Linked DNA regions of Homo sapiens: regions 1 and 3 are each linked to region 2. Evidence: read pairs that join two places in POLR2A ChIA-PET (ENCODE). Cell type or tissue: K562. All regions are shown on one strand. Each heading gives the region's core, and the rest is flanking DNA. Links, peaks and the distances in the headings are about the cores only.

Region 1 (6,029 bases), core at 555-5,554, 86 kb before region 2:
TCAGGGCCCCGGCCTGGAGTCCAAGGCTTCATCATTTGCCTTTCCTCTTAGCCCAAGGTGTTTTCCCTGGAGAGGGAGGGTGGCAAATTTGATCCTGTCCCCACACTCCTGTTTAAATTCCCTTAGCGACTGCTCATGGCCCTGGGATGGGGTCTGAATTTATCACCGTCCAGAAGGCCCCACAAATTCCAGCCCTGCCCAGCTCTCACTCCAAGCCCTAGACCCGTGACCATCTCTCCTGTTTTCCAACACACCAAGTTCACACCCTCTCCTCCTCGCCCAGCTGAGTCCCACTTACTCAATGTAATGTGAGACAATGGAAATGTCCCTTCCCTAGAGAGGCCTGCCCAGGCCAGGACATTAGGCTCAGGCTTATTGCCATCTGTTCTTGTAGGACCGTTTTTGCTGTGTGCTGGTGCTCCCCATCAGAACATCAGCTCCATGGAATCTGCCTGCTGTTGTAACTCCAGTGCTTGGCACAAAGCCGGGGCTCAGAGATACACGTTGCCCTCGTTGAGGTGGAAACCAAGAGGGAAGTGCCCTGGTCACTCTTGGACAATGGGGGCCTAGAAATGCAGGGAGGTGGCTGTCACAGACAGGCTACCTGGGCAAAGGAGACTTGGTCTACCAAAGGAGGCCAGAAGGATGACACCATGGGAGGGTGCACTGCTGGAATGGGGCTTGGGGACAATGTCCACCGGTCTCACCCACAGGGCTGTCCGTGGCTCAGCGGTCAGCCCCAGCAGGTCCCCTGTCCTGCCCTGCTCTTTAGCCTGACTCCGTGGCACCTCTCCGAGACCAAAGCCGACAAGCAGATGGGCCTTGAATCAGGCTCGGAGGGTGAGCTGGGGTTTCCGTAGCAAAGGTAGAGGGAAGTGCTCAGGAAAATGATGAACATGTTTCCCCAAAAACTGGCATAGTTGTTCCCCTCAGAACCCCCATACTGTCTCCTGGATATGAGTAGAGATGGCTCAGTGCCTGTGGGGGCTCAGAGCCTGACCCTCCCTACCCCAGGTCCCACTGTCACATGCTTAGGCTTGTTAAACACTCAGACGGGTGCGGTGGCTCATGCCTGTAATCCCAGCACTTTGGGAGGCCGAGGCGGGAGGATCGCTTGAGTCCAGGAGTTTGAGATCAGCCTGGGCAGCATGGCAAGACTCCGTTTCTATTTTTTTAAATTAAAAAATTAAAAATTAAAAATAAAAATAAAACACACCCAGAAAAGCTGTGTTGAGTTGAATGGGGCTGCATCAGCTTTGCTTGGCTGGCTCTCTCCCAGCTCCTGCTAAGACACATTTGTCTGGGGCAGTTCTGGTTTACATCCATCCATTGGGGGGCTTTTTAACACAACCCATGTCATACCAACGCATCCTGGTTTGGAATTTATGTTACATGGTTATGCTATTAGGTCTAAATATGTTCATATGGAATTATCTCTAAGACAATTTAGTAATTAAATAACTTAATAATTTAAGTAGTACAAATATGCAAAAAAATTGCATGTGCTTGTGCTGTAGAGGAAAATTCATGAAGGAGGCATAAGAAATTGATCAGCGATGCCTGGGAGGGGAGTAGGTGGGAGCTGAGGGACTGGGAGTTCGATGGGAGGGAGTTACCTTTAATTGTGCGTCCTCTTCTATATATACAGGATATATAGAATCATATGTATATACATATATGGGTGTGTTTTTCTTGTTTTTTGTTTTTTGTTTTTGTTTTTTTTTTTTTTGAGACAGAGTCTCACTCTGTCACCCAGACTGGAATGCAGTGGCATGATCTCAGCTCACTACAACATCTGCCTCCCGGTTTAAGCGATTCTCATGCCTCAGTCTCCTAATAGCTGGGACCACAAGTGCACACCACCATGTCCGGCTAATTTTTTGTCTTTTTATTAGAGATGGGGTTTCACTATGTTGCTCAGGCTGGTCTCAAACTCCTGGCCTCACGCGATCCTCTGGCCTCAGTTTCCCAAAGTGCTGGGATTACAGGTGTGAGCCGCCATGCCTGGCATGATTTCTACTACTTTTTGAGAAAAGTAAACTTGAGTTACTTTTTCTCAAAAAAAATAAAATAAAATAAAGGGCCCGGCGCAGTGGCTCACGCCTGTAATCCCAGTGCTTTGGGAGGCTGAGGCAGGTGGATCACAAGGTCAGGAGATCGAGACCATCCTGGCTAACACGGTGAAACCCCGTCTCTACTAAAAATACGAAAAATTAGCCGGGCGTGGTGGTGGGCGCCTGTAGTCCCAGCTACTCGGGAGGCTGAGGCAGGAGAGTGGTGTGAACCCAGGAGGCAGAGCTTGCAGTGAGCCAAGATGGCGCCACTGCACTCCAGCCTGGGTGACAGAGCAAGACTCCGTCTCAAACAACAAAAAAGCAAAAACAAACAAAAAAACCTCCACTGCACGCCCCTCACCCCTCTAGCCTGAACCCCCAGGTTTATATTATATGGCTTGGGGCTTCTTACTTTGTTATTTTTCTACCACTGATTTCTGAGGTTTGGTGGGAAACTTGGTGACATCTGGGCTTTGTAATTAATAAAATACAAAGCAAAAAACCCGACAAAACATGTTTGGTCTTTCTCTGTTTTGACTACACATTCCTCGAGGGCAGGGACATTTGGGGGTCGCCTTCGTCCAACAGTGGTGAGTTCATGGTAGGTGTGAACAGGTGTTTGCTAAACTAAGCCCAGGACGGTGAGAAGGGCGAGCGGGTCCCTCACCAGCAAGAGCCCTGGAGGATCTCTTAGGGGTGCCTGTCCCTGGCTGCCTGCCCACCTTTTCCAAGAGGCCTTTCTAACTCTCCTACCAGAGCCGGCAGACTGGGTCCATCCTGGAGCCCGCTTGGTGGGCTGTGGTGAGTGGAGGTTTTCCACACCACGGGAAGTAGCCCAGGCTTGATGAACGATGACTTCCCGGGCGAGGGATGGAGAACATTGTACCCACTCACGTGCGGGCACAGGTGATCCCGGCTGGAGCAAAGACTCTCATAGTTTGCTTCCTGCTTGGCCGTGACAATGACCCAGGCTCTCAGCCCCCATGCACTTGCACACTCCCCTCAGGGCCACATGGGGTGGGCTGGAGAATCCCAGGAATGTGTTGGAGCTGCTGACAGCACTTCATGCTCTGCGTGTGATCGGCCCATGTGACTTCCTCAGGGAACTGTGTGCCTGGTGGGCTCCAGCACCCCTATCCTGAATCTCCCAGGTCTTCTGATCCCCAGCGCTGGTGCTTAAGAGCGGGATGGGGTTGGGGGGATGCAGAGATGAAATGTAATGGGCAAATCTGCTTGCCCATGGCCACTCCACTTTGTTCTTCATCCAGGGAGGGGTGGCCTAGGCATGGTGGCCAGGGCTTGGCTGTGCACAGGGAACAGGAAGCCGTGAGTGGGAGTGGCCAGGGGAGGCGGGTGGCGCTCACTGCCTACAGCAGGTGTGGCCATGGTGCTGACAGGTCCAGCTTATCAGGGCTGGAGGCCCAGGCTCCAGACGTGCAGGCTGTGGGGCTTTATCAGCCTTTAGAGCGCCAGAGTTTGTGGCAATCCTGCCAGCCATGGGTGCTGACAGCCAGGAGCTAGGCGGAGTACAGCTTCCTCTCTTGGCCTCCCTGCTCCCAGCCTCAAGGCCGGGGTTCACACTGCAGGGACATTTGAGGAGAGGAGAGATGGCAGGGAGGAGAGGGAGGAGGAGATGGGCCCAGAAGCTTGTTTCTCCTCCAGAGATTTTATTTATTTTATTTTTAAAGGAAATGTCTCTGAGTTTTATATATATATATATTTGTCTTTTTGTTTGTTTTGTTTTGTTTTTAAAGACAGGGTCTTGCTCTGTTGCCTAGGCTGGAGTGCAGTAGTGCGATCACAGCTCACTGCAGCCTCGACCTTCCGCAAGGTTTTAAAACGTGTTCATACCTTCACAAAAACTGACACCTGCTTACTGCAACAAGTGAAATTATTTTAAAAGGGCTGAGGAGCTTTGAGGGGAGAAAGGAGGAGGTGAATGAGAGGGGGATGGAGAAGCACTAAGAACAAAATCCAGCCCCTTCCCCCTTTCCCCAGCTGCCTCCTAAGCTGTCTCAGAGCTCTCCTCGAGCTGCCCTCCATGTGAGTTTCCTAAACCGTCTCGAAGCTCTCCTCCTGCGTCTGTATGAGTTTCCTGCGGCTGCTGTGTCAAATTGCCAACAACTCGGTGGCGTAAAACAAGACAGATGTATTATCTTATAGCTCCGGAGGCCAGAAGTCTAAAATCAGTATCCCTGGGCTGAAGTCGAGGTGTGGCAGGGCCGCCCTCTCTGGAGGCTGTCAGGGGAATACTTCCTGGCCTCTGCCGGCCTCTGGTGGCTCCAGGTGTTCCTTGGCTTGTGGCCGCATCACCCCAGTCTCTGCCTCCGTGGTCACACTGCCTTCCCTGCTTCTGTGTGTGGTGGTGTCGCCCTCTGCCTCCCTCTTGTATAATAAGAACACTTGTGATCATATTTAGGGTCCATTGCATAATCCAGGATGGTCTTCCCATCTCCGGAGCCTTAATTTAGTCACCACTGCAAAAGTTTAGTCACCTCTGCAAAGTCTGTTTATTGCCATATAAGGTGAGATTCCCAGGTTGCAGGGATTAGGGAGTGGACGTCTTTGCGAGGGCATTAATTAGCCCACCTACCCTCCCTCTCCAGCCCCACCAGCCTGCCAGGGCTCCTCAAACCACTACATTCCTTCCACCCCTGCCTCCTCAAGCGCTGGCTTTGGCTCTGTCCTCTGCTGGGATGCTCTTCCCCGAACCCTGGCTCCTCCTTATTCCCCTGAGCTCAGTTTAAACATCACCTCCTTGATGACAACCTCTGACCCATTCCAAGAAAAGAGGTGTGCCCAGTTACCCTTTGTGCCTGGCACATAGTAGCTGCCCACTGCAAAAGTGTTGGTGACTGACAGGCATAGAAACCTGAGCACTCGACAGCCCTGAAGGGGAAGCCTGGCTTCCTGATGCCTGGAACGTTCCTTGAGCCTTTCCTTGCCTTTGTTCTCCCACACCTGGGCAGAGGCCATCCATGTTGGGCAGAGTTCGAGGTCTATGTCTGCACTGGCCTAGGCCTCAGGGGATGGGGCCCTGGTTTTTTTCCCACCAAAGCCCATAGAGTAGAATGGGGTGGGGAGGGGAGGGGAGCGGAGGGGAGGGGCAGCACACATGTCAGCTTCCGCTGTGGGCCCTGGACAGGAAAGGTCACTGAAGGGACAGCGTCTCAGGGCCCAGCTCTGCAACATCTGGCTCACGGCCTGCCTTCCCAGCATGTCCCAGAGGCCCTTGAGGACAGAGTGGCAGGTGACAGCACTGACATTAGTGCCAGACTTCCTGGGCCACTGCCACCCACAGGGAGGGGCTTTGGGGAAGGCATCTGGCCTTTCTGTGTCCAGTATAATAAAAATAAGAGCCAACTTTTATGGAACACTGACTCAGCTCCAGGCTGTGCTCATTCAGTCCTCGCAGTCACTGAGATAATGGACTTCAGTGTGTAGAACCATTCATGGCAGCTGATATGTGCCCAAGAAACTGAGTTATTTCCCGGGGGCTCTTTGAAGGCTCTTGGTGTTTATCTGAACACAGAAGATGGAAGGGGGGAAAGATGGAGGCGGGAGGGAGGGAGAGAGGGACCAGGCTGCAGGGTCAAATGTCCTGGAATAAGTGCTTCAGTTCCCTGGAGGTGATTTCTGGATGATTTGTCTTGCTCTGTATGATTTCTTTATGTATTTATTATTTTTTTTTGGCATTAGCTCTCTGTTTATATAGACTCTGGTTCTAGAAACAACTCGCCTGCAGCCGGCTGGCTGGACCAGCACACGCTGACAGGGCTGGGCTATTTACAGGCCCATTGCGGGCTGTACCTTGGTCACCTCCAGGGACAGTGCTCAGCTGTGACCCCAAAATAAGTTAGGGCCAGCTGGGTGGGGCGGGGCGGGATGGGGCAGGGGCTGTATGCACCATGTGCTGGGGGCTCAGGGCCTCAATATTGTTGAGGGCTGGGGCAGTAAAGATGGCTGGGGCAGCCC
Region 2 (5,000 bases), core at 1-5,000:
CTGGGCGCGGTGGCTCACACCTGTAACCCCAACACTTTGGGAGGCCGAGGCAGGCAGATCACCTGAGGTCAGGAGTTTGAGACCTGCCTGGCCAACATAGCGAAACCCCGTCTCTACTAAAAATACAAAAATTAGCCAGGTGTGGTGGTGCACGGCTGTAGTCCCAGCTACTCAGGAGGCTGAGCCAGGAGAATCTCTTGGACCCAAGAGGCGGAGGTTGCAGTGAGCCGAGATGGTGCCGCTGCAGTCCAGCCTCAGTGGCAGAGCAAGACTCCATCTCAAAAAAAAAAAAAAAACAACACCCCACAAAAGAGGGATATTTACTAACAGGATTCCAGAGGGCAGGGAACCCAAGATCAGGAGATGGCCTCAGACCTCACAAGGCACTGGAAGAGGTCAAAAAGCAAGGCCCTCCCTCATTCCCTCTGGGGCCACAGGGTCCCCCATCTCCGCTTCCCACTGCACATCTGTGCTTCATCTGGGAGACCTGATACCCATGCTTTTCCACACACCTGGCCTGCTCCTGAGTGTGCAGAGTGTCAGTTCCAGCCAGTTCCCCAGGCTAATGGACAGGCCTCCGTTCCAAATTCCCAGGAAAGAGAATCACCATTGGCCACAGCCACAAGACCAGGTTCCCCCAACAGAAATGGGTGGGTTGGACTTCTCTCCCACCCTTGAAGCTGAAGGCTGGCATTGAGCCCTCAGCGTCTCAGACAGCGCTCAGGTATGGCAAGACAGTGTGCACCAGGGACAGGAAGTCCCGGGATTGGCACATTTTCTGGGATGACAGTTTTTTTGCCAATATTCTGGGAGAAATCCTACCATTTTTATATTAAACATGGCTATGTTATGGAGTAGCATCTAAAGTGATATGAACTAAAAAAAAAAGGCCAGGTGCGGTGGCTGAAGCCTATAATCCCAGCACTTTGGGAGGCCAAGGCGGGTGGATCATGAGATCAGGAGTTTGAGACCATCCTGTCCAACATAGTGAAACCCCGTCTCTACTAAAAATACAAAAATTAGCCGGGCATGGTGGCGCGTGCCTGTAGTCCCAGCTACTTGGTAGGCTGAGGCAGGAGAATCGCTTGAACCCAGGAGGCGGAGCTTGCAGTGAGCCGAGATCGCACCAATGCACTGTAGCCTGGGCAACAGAGCCAGACTCCGTCTCAAAAAAAACAAAACAAAAAACCCAAAAAACAAACCACGTGGCTTCAAGAAAATTACATGTTGTGAGTAACTTTGGCCTTGTCCCTAACCCCCGATGGACATGTCCATTCTGTCAACAGGGGTGTTTAGGTGCTAAGTCTGGGAAGCACTGATTAGGAGTCAGAGAACAGACATTTCCAACTGTTAAATTGTCATCGCTTGTATCAGCCATTATATAGTCAGTTACTGGGGGAATATGCACCCGTGATGGGCGTTAGGTGATAATGATTGGAAACTAGTGAAGCTGTGAGCTCACAGTTGCTGAATGGTTTCTTACTTTGCTTATCAAGTGGGTAATGAAGATGAGTGGATTAGAAAACACCAACCTGTTGGGCATGGTAGCTCATGCCTGTAATCCCAGAGCTTTGGGAGACTGAGGCAGGAGATCAAGACCAGCCTGGGCAACACAGTGAGACCGTGTCTCTACAAAAAATAAAAACATTTTAAAAAAGAAAGCCCTCAGCTGTTCATGATAGAAAAATAGAGTAAATAGCAAAATCTATACGTAATCAAATGCTAGATTTGTTCGGTGATATTTAGGTATTGTAGCTATACTTTTCAGCTATTAAAAAGCCTTGTTGTTTCTGAAATTCCTACTGGGAAAATAGCTTTGTTATTGCAAGTGTGAAGCCCCATTGCTTTATCCCCCACTCCCTTACCCCTTGAAACAATAGTTTTTATATTCATTTTTTGATGACTCTGGGTTTCTTAAGAACGGAACTGCCTTATCAGAGCAAAGCAGCTTGGCCTTCCGCCTGGCTCAGAGTCCTGCCCTGGGCTTGGGCTGATGAAACCAGCACTCCATGTAGTTTCATGAAGGCCTATGGTCATCCTGCTTGCCTGACCGAGCAAGGCGGCTAGTAAGTTTAGTCATTGAGGAAAGGGGTCAGAGAGTTCACAGAGCCAGTAAGGAGCCTATGGGACATCTGATCCCACCTCCTAAGCAATTCTGGAATCTTGTCTTCAGCATCCACTGCCCCTGTGTTTTCAGACTCCAGGAGCTCATTGTTTTGTGAGTGGCTTATAGTACTCTAGCCAGCTCTCTGAACCGGATGCTGGTTCTGCCATTAGAAACAACACAGAATATGACTAATAAAGAACTTCACTAGGGGGCTGGGTACAGTGGCTCATGCCTGTAATCTCAGCACTTTGGGAGGCCAAGGTGGGAGGATTGCTTGAGCCCAGAAGTTCCAGACAAACCTGGACAAGATAGCAAGACCCCATCTCTAAAAAATAAATAATTAATTAAAAAAATTTTTTTTAATTAGCCAGATGTGGTGGCTTGCATCTGTAGTCCAAGCTACTCAGGAGACTGAAGTGGGAGATCACTTGTGCCCGGGAGTTCAAGGCTACAGTGAGCCATGATTGTATCACTGCACTCTAGCCTGGGTGACAGAGCAAGACCCTGTCTCTGAAACAAAACAAAACAAACTCACCTATGGTGGATCCTTTTTCCCCAGGACAGACCTTTGGACATTTGAAAGGAGTTTCTGTATTCTTTTCATTCTTTTTTTTTTTTTTTTTTTTGAGACGGAGTTTCGCTCTCGTTGCCCAGGCTAGAGTGCAATGGTACGATCTCGGCTCACTGCAACCTCTGTCTCGTGGGTTCAAGCAATTTTCCTGACTCAGCCTCCTGAGTAGCTATTACAGGCATACACCACCACACCTGGCTAATTTTTGTATTTTTGGTAGAGACGGGGTTTTACCATGTTGGCCAGGCTGGTCTCGAACTCCTGACCTCAGGTCATCCTCCTGCCTTGGCCTCCCAAAGTGCTGGGATTACAGACATGAGCCACCGCACCCTGCCATCCATTATTTTCTTTGAAGAAAACATCACTTTCTTCAGTTCTTCCTTGTGTAACTTGGTTTTTAGCTTTTCACTATCTTGGACCCCTGAGTAATTTCAGTGTTACATTAAAAACAATGTTTAATCCGGTGCCTAGAGAAAAGTCAAGCTTACTACCCCAGATGCTGCCCAGCCAGTGCTAACTGTAGCATTTTCTCTTTTCTATGGCCACCAAGTGCAGGCCTGATTTGCTTGGCTGCTCAAGGCAGGACAGTGTGGGAGTTTGGAGCAATCCACCCCCACTCTTGGAACTGGGCTCTGAGCCACCTCCCCTGAGAGTCATCTCTGGGGTCAGAAGCATATCAGTCATGAGCCCAGCCACTCACTGTTTTAGTTCAGGCTGTGCTGTGCTGTTGGAAGGTGCAAGATCAGAGCCCCCAAAGCAGAGGACTCTCTCTGCCCAGTCCCTGTGGTCTCTTCATCCCTCGCCTTGAACAGGTGGAGGCCAGCCTCTCCTGACTGTCATCCCTATTGGCAGGTTACCCCAAAGGCCACCCCGAAGCAGGGAGCTTTGAGGCTGACCTGAAGCACTTGAAGGAGAAGGTGTCTGCGGGAGCCGATTTCATCATCACGCAGCTTTTCTTTGAGGCTGACACATTCTTCCGCTTTGTGAAGGCATGCACCGACATGGGCATCACTTGCCCCATCGTCCCCGGGATCTTTCCCATCCAGGTGAGGGGCCCAGGAGAGCCCATAAGCTCCCTCCACCCCACTCTCACCGCACCGTCCTCGCACAGGCTGGGGGCTCTGGGTGGAGTGCTGAGTTCGCTGAGTTCTTCCCAGATCTCCTCTCAGGTCCAGAACTTGCACAGCGTTGCTTGGCCACCCCATTTTGGTTACCTCTAATTTTCCCCCCAAAACCCAGCAACAGTGTCTGTTGAGGGGTTTGTTGTACTTTGGCCAACAAGCATCACCAAAAGGGATTCTAATTCTCATTACAAATCCTGCTTAAATCAGTGTTTCCCAAAGGTGGCTGTCATCAGAACCACTTGATAAGCTTTTTCAAAAAGTGGATCTCCAGGTCCCACCCCTGGAGGTTCTCACTCAGTAAATCTGAGGGAGGTCCTCGGAATGTGTGTTTTACTTCTTGAGCTTGGCAGGTGATTCGGATGATCAGTGCAGCATGGGAACAGCTGGGTTAGATGACACCATGTTACCAACAGACACATCTAGGGCTAAAAGGCTGGCTCAACCCAAGGCTGGAATGCTTAGGGCAGCTGCTCTACTCTGTAAAAAGTGGGAAAGCTGGGCATAGTGGCACGTGCCTGTAGTCCCGGCTACTTGAGAAGCTGAGGCAGGAGGATGGCTTGAGCCCTGGCGTTTGAGAGCAGTGAGACTCAGTCTCTAAAAACAGAAAAAAGAGGAGAAAACGGCAGGCCAAGCCCAGGTGTGCTCCTAGAATATGATCGGACTTTCGTGGGTCCCTCTGCCTGACACTGTGGTTGGCATGGATGATGGAAGGGGGAGAAGTATTTAGGGTGGGAGACGGGCTGGCCAGCAGCCGCCACAGCCCCTCATGTCTTGGACAGGGCTACCACTCCCTTCGGCAGCTTGTGAAGCTGTCCAAGCTGGAGGTGCCACAGGAGATCAAGGACGTGATTGAGCCAATCAAAGACAACGATGCTGCCATCCGCAACTATGGCATCGAGCTGGCCGTGAGCCTGTGCCAGGAGCTTCTGGCCAGTGGCTTGGTGCCAGGCCTCCACTTCTACACCCTCAACCGCGAGATGGCTACCACAGAGGTGCTGAAGCGCCTGGGGATGTGGACTGAGGACCCCAGGTGAGGGCAGTGGCCCAGAGATCCCCAGAGGAGGGTCCAAGAGCAGCCCCGGCTGCAGTGCTGGCTCCCCACGGTGGTACAGATGGATGTCTGTGCCATGGCTAGCTGGGCACATCGAAGGCTCCAGTCTCAGAGGGCATCAGATGGAAGAACTCAGCCTCAGGGGTG
Region 3 (6,029 bases), core at 505-5,504, 89 kb after region 2:
TTAAATAATTTTAGTTTGAAAACCTTTTTTTTTTTTTTGAGATGGAGTCTCACTCTGTCGCCCAGGCTGGAGTGCAGTGGCGTGATCTTGGCTCACTGCAAGCTCTGCCTCCCGGGTTCAAGCAATTCTCTGCTTCAGCCGCCCAAGTAGCTGGAACTACATGTGCCTGCCACTATGCCCGGCTATTTTTTTTTTTTTTTTGTATTTTTAGTAGAGATGGGGTTTCACCATGTTAGCCAGGATGGTCTCGATTTCCTGACCTTGTGATCTGCCCGCCTTGGCCTCCCAAAGTGCTGGGATTACAGGCATGAGCCACCGCGCCCGGCCTGAAAACCTTTAAAAGCCACAGAAGAGGTGCAAGAACGATGCGGTCAGCTCCTATATACCCCTCTTCCAGAATCACCAGTGGGTAGTGTTTTTGCCACATTTGCCGCTTACTTTCTCTCCACATTTTTTTTTTCCCTTGAGACAGGGTCTCACTCTGTCGCCCAGGCTGGAGTGCAGTGGTGCAATCATGGCTCACTGCAGCCCTGACCTCCTGGGTTCAAGCGATCCTCCTGCCTCAGCCTCCCAAGTAGCTGGTACTACAGGCACATGCCCTCATGCCTGTCTAATTTTTTAAAAAAGTTTTGTAGACACAGGGTCTCACTATGTTGCCCAGGATAATCTCAAACTCCTGGGCTCAAGTGACCCTCGTGCCTTGGCCTTCTAAGGTGTTAGAATTACAGGCTTGAGCCAACGTGCCCGCCCCACATTTCTTTTTTTTTTTTTTTTTGAGACAAAGTCTCACACTGTCACCCGGGCTGGTGTGCAGTGGGGCGATCTTGACACGCTACAGCCTCCGCCTCCCAAGTTCAAGCGATTCTCCTGCCTCAGCCTCCCGAGTAGCTGGGACTACAGGCGTGCGCCACCACACTCAGCTAATTTTTGTATTTTTAGTAGAGATGGGGTTTCACTATGTTGGCCAGGCTGGTCTCGAACTCCTGACCTCGTGATCTGCCCACCTTGGCCTCCCTAAGTGCTGGGATTACAGGCATGAGCCACCGCGCCCAGCCCACATATCTTTTTTAAAGATCTGATGCAGATGGGTCCAAGTGTTAGCTAATGCTTATTAATTCTGGGTCTTGACGACACAGTTTTAAAAATCACCATTATTATGCTTCATGCTCCTCTGTACACAGAAAGCTCCTCCCCAGGCCTTGCTGCTCTCCATGCAGACACCAGCATGCTGAGCTACCGCTTGCCTCCTTGGCTGTCCCCAGAGTGGGCCCCCAGGAGCACTTTGCCCTGGACAGTGGCAGACCCTTGTCAGGATGGGGCACCCACCAGGGCTGGAGCTAGACTGGATGGGCAGCAGGAGATCTGGTTTCAATCTAAGTAAGCTCTGTGGCCTCCTGCCCCCGTGCCTCAGTCTCCCTACATGTATTAAGAGGGCTTTCCATGACATGGGCTCAAGGACCCTTCCAGATCCGAGGCTGTTTGGGGACCCCTTACCTGGGGCCGCAGGGAGGTGACGGGCAGGATCAGGGACTCTTCTGTGGCAGGTGCTGCCTCAAAGGTGGTGAGAAAGAACATGGTGGGCGCCAGGCTGGTGGAGGATTCCTCCATGGCTGCATCCAGCACCTGGGCTTCGGAGAGCTCTGCCTTCTTCATCAGGGAGCTGGGACCTCGGACCAAGGCTCGGCCTGAGACACAGGGTGGGGAGCACGGGGGCTATATCTGCTTGCCACCTCGTGGCAGTCTACAGTAGAACCCACGTTTTATGCTGCAAACTAGGAGGCAGCAGGCACTGTGTGACAAGCCCTTGGTTCAGCCCCCATTCCTGCTTCCTACCCTTCTTGGGAGGTTGGGGGATGGGAACTCGGAGGAAAATGTCTTGGAAGAACTTGCAGTGTCGCTGGGGAGACAGTCCAAGGATTCTCCCTGTAAAGCAACATTCCAGCAAGTCCAAGTCCAGATTGGCTGGGCGCAGCCAGATATGTAAGTATAACAAATAGGAACTAGTAGGATTAACCATGGAAGGCTTCCTGGAGGAGGTGAAGTTTGAGTAGGGAGAAATGTCATGAGGCTGAGAATCATTGCAGTGGCCTTTGAGGAAGCTGGGAGGTGGGAATCACTGCTTATCACACACAAGTGAGTGCATCCTGTGTGGTGACAATTAGTCATCACCCCATTAATGGAGCACCTGCTGTGTGCTGGGTCCCAGAGGAGCTGTGTCACAAGTGTTATTTCGTCTAACTACTGCAAGAGCTCTGGGAAGTGGGTGCTCCTTCAGTCTCATCTACAGGGAAGGAAACTGAAGCACAGAGAGGTTAGGTGACTCACGCAAGGATGCACAGCTCATGAGTAGCAGGGTCTGGATTCAGCTCCAGCAGGGCTGGAGTGCAGGGGCTCAATCTTGGCTCACTGCAACCTCTGCCTCCAGGGTTCAAGTGATTCTCCCACCTCAGCCTCCTGAGTAACTGGGATTACAGGCATGCGCCACCACACCTGGCTAATTTTTGTATTTTTGATAGAGATGGGGTTTCTCCATATTGCCCAGGTTGGTCTCCAACTCCTGATCTCAAGTGATCTGCCTGCCCAGCCTCCCAAAGTGCTGGGATTACAGGTGTGAGCCACCACGCCCAGCCTGGCCTGAGGTTTCACAGCCAGTCATTAGCAGAGCAGGGCCTAGCCCGCAAACCTTCTCCGTTCCCCACCTCCTCCTCACCATATCAACTCTCCCAGGAGGCCTGGCTGCAGCCCTGGAGCTGGCGGAGCCGGAGCCCAGCAGGACGGGTCCACACCCCACGCGTGCCCTCTAGCTGTCCTCAAAGGTCCCAGCATCCTCCCCTGAAAGCTGACACAGGTAACTCCAGGAGTGGGAGGCTGAAAGTCGAAGCCGGGGGACCCTGACTGACCTCTGCCCTCTTGGGGGGTTCTCAGGCCTCACAGGGAAGCCAGCCTCAGCTGTTTGCACGAGAAGGGGTGTTGAAGCTCCATTGCCTTCCTGCCAAAGAACCCTGCTGTCACCACTGCATTTGTGGCACTCGGCATGTCCCTAGAGGCAGTCGGGTCACATGGAGAGCTTAGAAGCCAAGTTCCCTGGCTTAGGGCCAGGCAAGGCTGGGAGGAGCCACCTGACTGGAGCTGAGGGGACATGTCTACTCCGAGACTGAATGGGCACGGGGAGGGGGAAGCCTGGGCCAGCAGGGGGCTAGCTAGCTCCCAGCGGATGTGGGGGAAACGTTAAGGAAGGTGGGAAGGGCTAGGGGAGCACTGAGACAAACAGGGCAGAGGCAGGAGCGGTAGGCAAGCGATGCCTCTCCTGGAGTCACCTGTGTCCAGGCTGGAGGACACTGAGTTGGCCTCAGCAGGTGGCTGAGATTAACCAGAACAATGACTGCTCATGGCCCTGCCAGCTGAGCTCCAAGCGCCCCACTAACCAAGTCTCTGCAACGACACTGAGGGTAGATGGGATGGGACCAGTCTCCTTGCTTTACAGAGGGGAAAACCGAGGCACAGAAAGAGAACTTGCCCAGGGCCACACCCTAGTGGTGGAGGCAGGACCTGATCTCAGGCAGACCTGGCTTCAGAGTCTAGGCTCTTAGCTCCTACCGGATGCGTCAGAGTCGAGTAAGAAATGTGCTTGGAGGGCGCTGAACTGTTCCATTTCTACTCAGAACTTAAAGTAGGAGAAATTTAGGTCAGATACAAGGTAGAACTTCCTGATTCAGGAGGATGATCTGTTGATAAGACAGATTATTATTATTATTTTTTGAGACGGAGTCTCGCTCTGTCACCCAGGCTGGAGTGCAGTGGCGCCATCTCAGCTCACTGCAAGCTCCGCCTCCTGGGTTCACACCATTCTCCTGCCTCAGCCTTCCAAGTAGCTGGGACTACAGGCGCCCACCATCGCGCCCGGCTAATTTTTTGTATTTTTAGTAGAGACGGGGTTTCACCGTGGTCTCGATCTCCTGATCTCATGATCCGCCCGCCTCGGCCTCCCAAAGTGCTGGGATTACAAGCGTGAGCCACGGCACCGGGCCGCGATAAGACAGATTGTATTGCAACACATCCCTCTCCTCTTCCCATGCCCCAACCCCAGGCCTCTCCCAGCCTCCTCCCCTTACCAGGTCCCTCTGGCTTCAGTGAGACCCCTCCTCTCCTCTGGACCTCATGCCCCTGACCCTTGCCTGCATCCTCTCCTGCTCCCCTCAGTCCATGGCAGGAATCACCCCCATCCCCACCCCTCGCAGCCCTCCAGCTACCTTGGTGCAGCCTCAACCTGTCCCTGCGTCTCTTGTGCTCCCTGCTGCGTTTCCTGGTCCTCTCCCAACCTGGAGGTCGGTTCTCCTTCTCGGGGTAGGGCAATGCCAGTCCCAGGAGCAGGTCCTTGTCCTGCAGCAGGCCTGCAGGACTCTGCTCAGGCAGCAGCCCCTCAGCCTCTGGCAGCCTGGAGGCCTGCCTGGTGGCGGTGACCACAGCCCCATCCTGGGCCTGGCTGGGCAGGCCTGGGCCCCACTCCTTCTTGCCCGGGCCCCGCCGGCGGTGGTGGCTGGCCTGAGGCGTCCACAGCGCTGGGCCTGGGAGGTCAATGTGATTCTCAGGGAGGTTCCGGGCAGGGGTCCCAGGTGCAAGGGCGCCTGCCAGGCTCAGCTCCAGGGGCAGCAGGAGGACGAGGAACAGCATGGGAGCGGTGTGGATGGCAGGCCCAGCCATTGGCTCCTCCCTGCAAGAAGAGCAACACCATGAATGCGCAGCCCCAGGCCTCTCTCTGCTGCCCCTCACTCAAATGATTAAAGCCCAGTTTTTCTCAACAGCCATAGAGGGACATTTTGCTCCCAGTGACATTTGGCAATGCCCGAAGACATATTTTAGTTGTCAAAACTGGGGAGTGCTACTGGCAGGTAGAGGTTGGAGCCCGTGGATGCTGCTAAACGCCCGACAATGCACAGGACAGCCCCCGAAACCAAGAATCATCCGGCCCAGAAAAACAACAGTACCGAGGCTGAGAACCCCCGGCTTAAATCATTTCAGCAGCATTCAAGTTCCAGATTAGTCCAGAATTCCTTTCTCTGCACAAACCTCTGCCCCTTACCAAGTCCCCTAGAGGGAACCGAGTCCCTCAGAGCTCAGAAATATGCCTCTGGCCCCTGAGACTTGACTCGGAGCCTAATTCCATACAAATGGAATAATAGCGTTTGAGCGCACGCTGTAGGCAGGACCCACGTTAAGTGCTTTGTGTGAATTCATGTCACTTCGCCCTTTCAAGAGCTCTCTGAAATGGCTCCTGTTATTTTCCCCATTTTTCTGAAGTGGCAATGAAGGCTCAGAGAGGTTAAGTCACACCTAGTAAGTGGCACTGTGTCATTCCTGTCCCTGAGCCCTGAACCCCGTGTGGCTGTCCCAGGATGGCCCAGCTCTGCCTTTCTCTTCTCCTCTCATGATGAGCTCTGAGGCCCCAGAATGTTCTGACACTGTCCCTTCCCCTGGGGGAGGGGCTTTGGGAACAGCTTTGCAGACTTGGCTCTGACCCCTGCAGGGTAGACTGAGCCAACCCGACCTAGCCTCAGGATATCCCCCTCAGGGGACCCAGTGCCCTCCCTCCACACTGGAGGGAGAAGCTGCAGCTCAGGGGATGGTGGGGGCGTCTGTCAGACTCTGGAGACCTCCTGCCCCCGTGCACCACCCGCAGCTGCTCCCCCACGCACCCCTCTCCATTGCACCAACCTCACTGTATCCTGGAGCTAGGCACTAGGTTAGCCAGGCTAATTGAATTTTTATGGCCTCCCGAGTATTCCACTAGGCTGGCAAGGGTGCTTACGCCACCGTTTCTTTGTGATTTGTGGCCATATAATTGTCCCGGGCTGAGAAAAGGTTGGTGGGCCTGTGATGTTTCCCTGCTTCCCGGCGCCTCTCCCTGCGGCCCCCATGCTGGCTGGCCCACCCCAGTGTCACCTTAGCCCCGACCCCGAGGGAGGGTGGTAGGGCAGGGAAACTGCTGTGCCCTCGAAGCTCTGACCACGCACTCGTGGAGGGGAGGGGGG

What was found. ChIA-PET counts read pairs that join two places held together with the same protein. Peaks named below come from ENCODE experiments on the same cell type or tissue, not always from the same donor. Only the 100,000 strongest peaks of a DNase experiment are listed, where the experiment ranks them.
Region 1: POLR2A ChIA-PET joins it to region 2 with 5 read pairs; 4 of 35 experiments call an interaction of 5 or more read pairs at or near these places.
Region 3: POLR2A ChIA-PET joins it to region 2 with 5 read pairs; 11 of 35 experiments call an interaction of 5 or more read pairs at or near these places.

The regions. Positions count from the first base shown.
Region 1 is chr1:11,880,474-11,886,502 of GRCh38, reverse strand. It overlaps the pseudogene SBF1P2. Among named protein-coding and RNA genes, the nearest start is that of NPPB, 25 kb to the right of the region's middle. RefSeq lists enhancers at 1-1,032, 2,628-3,255, 3,256-3,885, 5,815-6,029. In K562, for the core only: a CTCF peak has its summit at 4,346 (motif pointing left); DNase peaks (open chromatin) are centred at 3,432, 4,282 and 5,182.
Region 2 is chr1:11,794,930-11,799,929 of GRCh38, reverse strand. It overlaps MTHFR (methylenetetrahydrofolate reductase), which reads left to right. Exons shown (of 12, transcript NM_005957.5): 5 at 3,531-3,724; 6 at 4,582-4,832. Among named protein-coding and RNA genes, the nearest start is that of MTHFR, 8.5 kb to the left of the region's middle. In K562, for the core only: no CTCF peak of the experiment used is centred there; DNase peaks (open chromatin) are centred at 1,339, 1,969 and 3,319; H3K4me3 peaks cover 1,062 bases.
Region 3 is chr1:11,704,931-11,710,959 of GRCh38, reverse strand. It overlaps DRAXIN (dorsal inhibitory axon guidance protein), which reads right to left. Exons shown (of 7, transcript NM_198545.4): 2 at 4,251-4,711; 3 at 1,495-1,685. The coding sequence starts at 4,701. Among named protein-coding and RNA genes, the nearest start is that of DRAXIN, 16 kb to the right of the region's middle. In K562, for the core only: CTCF peaks have their summits at 2,989 and 3,541; DNase peaks (open chromatin) are centred at 2,150, 2,749, 3,099 and 3,549.